2 separate regions of the Homo sapiens genome follow, and region 1 is linked to region 2. The links are chromatin contacts, found by Hi-C or POLR2A ChIA-PET in ENCODE. All regions are on one chromosome and are shown on one strand. Each heading gives the region's core, a stretch centred on a gene start or an enhancer-like site at or near the end of the contact. The rest is flanking DNA. Distances are from core to core; before and after follow the strand shown. Region 1 overlaps LOC105378764 (a long non-coding RNA gene). Region 2 holds the start of NFIA-AS2 (NFIA antisense RNA 2).

What was found. A loop is a pair of places that touch in the nucleus more often than their neighbours do. ChIA-PET counts read pairs that join two places held with the same protein, here RNA polymerase II (POLR2A). Pooled maps may share reads with other maps.
Region 1: a loop to region 2 is called in a pooled map, with 2.1 times the contacts of the local background. The contact joins the enhancer-like site here to the promoter of NFIA-AS2 in region 2. A Hi-C loop is called at or near these places in 1 of 168 maps with a recorded cell type or tissue (endothelial cell of umbilical vein) and 3 of 50 pooled maps. POLR2A ChIA-PET finds 5 or more read pairs at or near these places in 1 of 52 experiments (CD4-positive, alpha-beta T cell).

What each region holds. Positions count from the first base shown.
Region 1 is chr1:60,902,501-60,905,200 of GRCh38, reverse strand. All of the region lies in intron 2 of LOC105378764 (a long non-coding RNA gene), which reads left to right. Among named protein-coding and RNA genes, the nearest start is that of NFIA-AS2, 67 kb to the left of the region's middle. RefSeq lists an enhancer at 1,433-1,966. Within about 2 kb of position 1,425, at least 11 of the 41 ENCODE cell types and tissues checked have a DNase peak (open chromatin) inside an H3K27ac peak, as active enhancers do.
Region 2 is chr1:60,969,348-60,972,047 of GRCh38, reverse strand. It overlaps NFIA-AS2 (NFIA antisense RNA 2), which reads left to right and starts at 1,308. Exons shown (of 7, transcript NR_110617.2): 1 at 1,308-1,500.

The DNA of each region.
Region 1 (2,700 bases), core at 176-2,675, 67 kb after region 2:
CAATCTTTATTTTAGGGTCAAGAAGATGGGTTCTGGGGGTGGAGCATTTGGTTTGAGATCCTTGTTCCATGCCATAGTAGCTAGGTGACCTTGGGTAAGTTACTGCCTCTCTCAGTGCTCCGGTTTCCTCATCAGTAAAGAGAATATGATTATAGCAACTTCATGGGGTTGTGGTGAGAATTAGCTGGGGAAATACGTATAATGCACTTAGAACAGTATAGAGGAAGTGTTAGAAATTTCCCTTATCATATGGCGGGAATACTGCTATCTTTCATTGACCTTAAGTGGAAGAAATGCACCCCAGTTACCTATGTCAGCTCCAGACTCCTGCTCTGTGGGTGGGGGTGAGGGTTAGTGATTCTTTGGGTCTTATATCAGTGTGGCTTAATGGGACAAGGAGTGCCCAGTGATGCTGGTTACTTAAAAACACCACCCTCTAGCCAGCCTGGCTGGGCCCTGGTGATTACTCCTGCCCACTGGCATCCTCTGGTAGCCACTGCCTGTGCCTGTTGGCTGGAGAAAAGACCACATTCGGCACTCTTGCCAAGTCATGAGTGAGAGGCAGGCTGGTGCCTTGCCCAGCCCCATGACACAGGAGCCTGTTGCCCCAACTGAGATAATTTTCTTGTCACTAGGCCTGAAATCCTCACTAGAAGTCATCTTCAAACTGGTGTTCTGAAACAGGGCCAAGTCCCCAGGCCTGAGTTTGCAGGCTGGGAGCTGGTCTTCCCTAAAATGCACCTTTCTAAGAGAAGGAAAAAACTTAATACAGCTTGCCAGGGGGAATTAAGTGTCAGTGTCTGTTTTTTTGAATGGCTATTTGCATGTAGACAGGAAGCTTCACAGTCTTTTGCAAAAGCAGCGGGGAAAAATGAAAAAAGAAATCCCTCACCTCCCCAGGGAGACATTTGAGGAATAGTCAAGCCTGAGGGAAGTTTGGATGCCAAGAAAGCCGTGTTCTGCACTAGTCAGAATGTGGACATGGTGGGCGAGATTTGGGCAGCTGCACAGCTACTGGGCAGTTTTCTATTCAAACCCACTCTGGCAGAGGGGAAATGCTCTTTCTTTCATTCTTTCATCACTTGTTTTTTCTTTTTTTTTTTTAAAGGAAAGTTAAAAAAAAATATTACAAAAGATCCAGAGACACACTGATGTCACTGAGAGGGGAGACCCAGGTCATCATCAAAAGTTGGTTTTAGGGGACCCCCCCCTCCACCCCACAAAAAAAGCTGAGCTCTAAAAGGCAGCCTAGACAATGGATCAGATGCCAAACCATGTGAAGTGCCCAAAGGCAACTCCAAAACACCCGGCCCACCAGTGGGTGGAGGCTGCCAAGGAGACAGATGCTGTAGCTTTAAAAATATCTTCCGCTGCTTGGCATCTGCAATTGCAGGCTGCTGTCTCCAAGAAGGAGCGGGCGAGGGCTGGGACAGCTGGCCAGGCCGCAGCAACCGGCGTATATGTAACGAGAGCGCCTCTAACCACGGGGCTGCCCATTTGGCCTTGTTAAATCACCCTCAGCATATGGTGAGAGACATCTGCCCAGGATCTGGACCTCACAGCCTGGAAGAGGAGGGCCCAAAACAAGCATTCTGAGGCCTGGGAGGGCTAGAGGCAGCTGGGAAGGCATTCCCAGGGCCGAGGGCCTCCTTTGACAGAGACCTGGTTCTGAGAAAGAAGGGACTGACTCAAGGTCATGCAACAGTGTGCTGTCAGTGTGCTGGGGAACAAGTCATTGAGATTCCTTCAGCCTCTGTTTACTTATCTGTGAAATGGGGTAAAGTATATACCTCATGGGCTTGATGCGAGGGTTAGATAAAATAATTTAAGCGAATGCACCTTGCTTAATACATTTCAGTTGACTATGATTCGCAGTCTTCCAATTATAAACGTTGAAAGCAGCCACTGACATGTTACGTTTTCAAGAGGCTTTGGGAAAGATCCAAAACTCTCCCCAATCCGTCTCTACCTGCTTACTGCTGGATGAAATTCACTTACCCAGGAATTGCACCCATTTTTGGCTGCTATTAAAATGCAGCCTTACTTCCGAGGGCAAAACTTTGAACTGTGAAGAGTTTGCCCTCAAGGCAGGTTTTTGAGGGCTAGCAGGGAGTCCTAAAAAAAAAAAGGCAAACTAGGATGGGAGCCAACACCTTCATTAGAAAACAGCTCTTTGCCTCTTAGAGCCATTTAACTTTCCTCTACCTTAAATCTCGACTCCAAATAGCAAAACTATGGTTTTATTTATTTACTTATTTTTTGGCTTCCAGATAACATTCTATTGGATTATTTTTATACCACTACCCTCTCATTTTAAAAAGCCACTAGTAAGTAAATTCTTAAGTAGGGCAATGACCCAGCCTCGAAGGTAGTGGGGATATATACTCCCAAAGTGGTATTAAATAAGAAGAAATTCATACAGATATCCTGGTGGACATTGGCCATGCATATCTATGGTAGCTAGAGACACACCACTTTTTTCTCTTTATATAAGAGTACTTCATAAATATCTCTGAAGACTATGACCAATCCTTGGAAGTATCCAATATCTTTCCAAGATCAAATCTGAGACTTTTCATTACAGTGACATTACTATTCTTTCCTCATATTTGTGGTTGCATTGCCAGCCTTTATTCTCACCTGTTTCCAATCCCAACAACCTCTAATTGCCTTTTAGAGCTTATGGGTTCCAGGTTCCAC
Region 2 (2,700 bases), core at 59-2,558:
TCCAGCTAGTTGGGGACAGGGCCTTGACTGGAACCCAGGTCTCCTCCAAACCATGCCTGTCTGAATTTTTCTGGGCTAGAAAAATTAGAAACCCTGCATCCCCAGTCAATACTGGTGCTCCCTCTTGTAGTCCTCACTCCACTCTAAGCACCCTTTACTACCTTTCCTCTGCCATCCCTTTGGGAGAGATGCAAGTGAGCAATGAATTCGACAGTGATAGGAAAGACCTCCTACAGAAGCAAGGGACTTGATAATCTATAAACAGTTCCTGGGTAAAAACCATGAATGTGTACAGAGCACCTACTATCAGGTGCTTACTGAATTTTCTCAATCTCCACCGTAACTGCTATCATTCTTTGTACAGATAAAAAACCAAAAGGCTTAGTTTTGTAGTATCTTAGTTTTGGTAATTTTCCCAAGATCTCACAAAAAGAAAATGTTTGAGCCAGGATCCGAACAATGGTTTATAAGATTCTTCTATCCACCCACCCATCCATCCACCCACCCATCCCTGCACACACCCATCCATGCACACACTTATCCACCCACCCATCATCCATCTGTCTATCTGTTCATTCATCTTTCCATCCAAGAAACCTTTACTGAGAGTGTGTTCCATGTAAGGCAGTGTGCTTGGTGGTATGGAGCTAAGGAGATACATAGCCCCCTGTCCTCATAGAGCTGAGTGGGGCCTCCTTGAGGGTACTGTTGGGATAGTGTTAGGGAGGAGAGTGATGAGGAAATGGTTTATGTGGAAACTGGGCACTTGGGAAGACCATGACAAGAGGATCAGTGGGTTGCTCCCTGACTCCTGCTTCTAAGGTTGCAGATGAGTGCCCAGCTGGCCAGCTGGCCACTGGCATAGTCTGCCTCTTTGTGTAAAAACTAGTGGAATCACATATGTGCTGCTCCCAGATGCAGTCTCGGCACCAACACCTTCCAAGCAGGAGGTTCTGTCATGGTGCTGCCTGCCAAGCCTTGTCCAGAGGACTGAGGCCACTTGGCCAGTTGCACTGGGCCCTGTGCCTGTGCAGAGACTGTCTCACCACAGCAGCTGGGGGCGGCAGGGAAGGGCAAGAGCTTCTTTTGTGTGTGTGTGTGTGTGTGTGTGTGTGTGTGTGTGTGTGTGTGTGTGTTTAAGCTGGAAAGAAGCCCTTTTTCACTGTGCTCTGTACTTGAGATATTTCACTGAGTGGGAGACAAAGAGGCTTTGTGTGCTCTTCAAAGTGCTCTCTGCTGACTGTGATACACATCCAGGAAAAACCCAGACCAAAGCCATGAAGTCACCCCAAGTTCAAACCCAAAATGCAATTTGCAGTGGTTAGAAATGACAAAGGATGGGTGGTAGGATCCAGAGAAAAAACAGTGAAACCCGATGGACCTTAAATAGATCTGAGGGCACTGATTTGATTATTTTGGGTGAAATCTTTTAAGAAAATCTTGTCAGATTCTTCACAGAAAATTTGGTAAAGCCTATATTTCATCGCCAGCCTAGCAAAGGTAAGACCCACGTTAATTTTCTTGGAATATCACTGTTGTTTTTATTCTTAGGGTGTATGTTAGGGAGAAGAGCAGGGAGGTAGTTTGTCAGATGTTGTTCTTTCCTTGTTAAGCTTCACCTGTTCTTAAGAGCAACTTGCACTTTGTCAGCCACAGAATAGTGCCTGCCGTTCAGGCCAGTGTTTTAGATATAATTGAATTGCTGGGACGCATTAAACATCATAGGGTTTTTAGCGGAGAAATAATTTAATGATGTGGCCTTTAGGATTGTTAATTAGCACTGTCTGTATGAACATGTAACAATAACACCACCTACCGTAAAAGCGAATGTTCTACACTTCAGGACACTCATTTCTTTAGGGCTTCCCGCAGAGAAGCAGTCATTAACTCTTTTTTTGACAAATGCTTTTAGACATGCTCTGTAGGGCCGTGAATTCACCCTTCCCTCCAATCCTGAATCCTTCTCTGCATTTATCCACAAGGCAAGCTGGCAAACAGGGAAACAAGGAGAACTGTGTGCTCAGCCCTCCAGAGTGGCACGGATTATGAGGAGGTGATGGTCCTTCCCCGCCAAGATCCTGAGACACTGTCACTCCGGAATCCAAAAAGAGATTCAGGCAAGGATGTGGGAAAGTTGGAACCCTGCATGCTGTTGGTGGGAATGCCAAATGGTGCAGCTGCTATGGAAAACAGTATGGAGGTTCCTCAAAAAATTAAAAATAGAATTACCATATGATCCAGCAGTCCCACAGGGTATTTATCCAAAAGAATTGAAATGAGGATCTTGAAGAGATATTAGTACTCCCATGTTCATTGCAGCACTATACACAATAGCCAAGATGTAGAAATGAACTAAATATCCAACAACAGATCAATGGATAAAGAAAATGTGGAACACACACACACATACACACACATCCCAGAATATTACTTAGCCTTAAAAAAGAAACTCTAAAATATGTGACAACATGGATGAATCTTGAGGACATTATACTAAATGAAATAAACCACTCAGAGAAAGACGAAACTGCATGATTCCACTTATGTGGGGTATCTAAAATTGCCAAATTCGTAGAATCAAAGAGTGCAATGGTGGTTGCCAGGAGCTAGGTGGAGTGAGAAATGAACAGTTGTTAATCAATGGACATACAGTTTTAGTTAAGCAAGATGAGTGAGTTCTAGAGATCTGCTGTACAACGC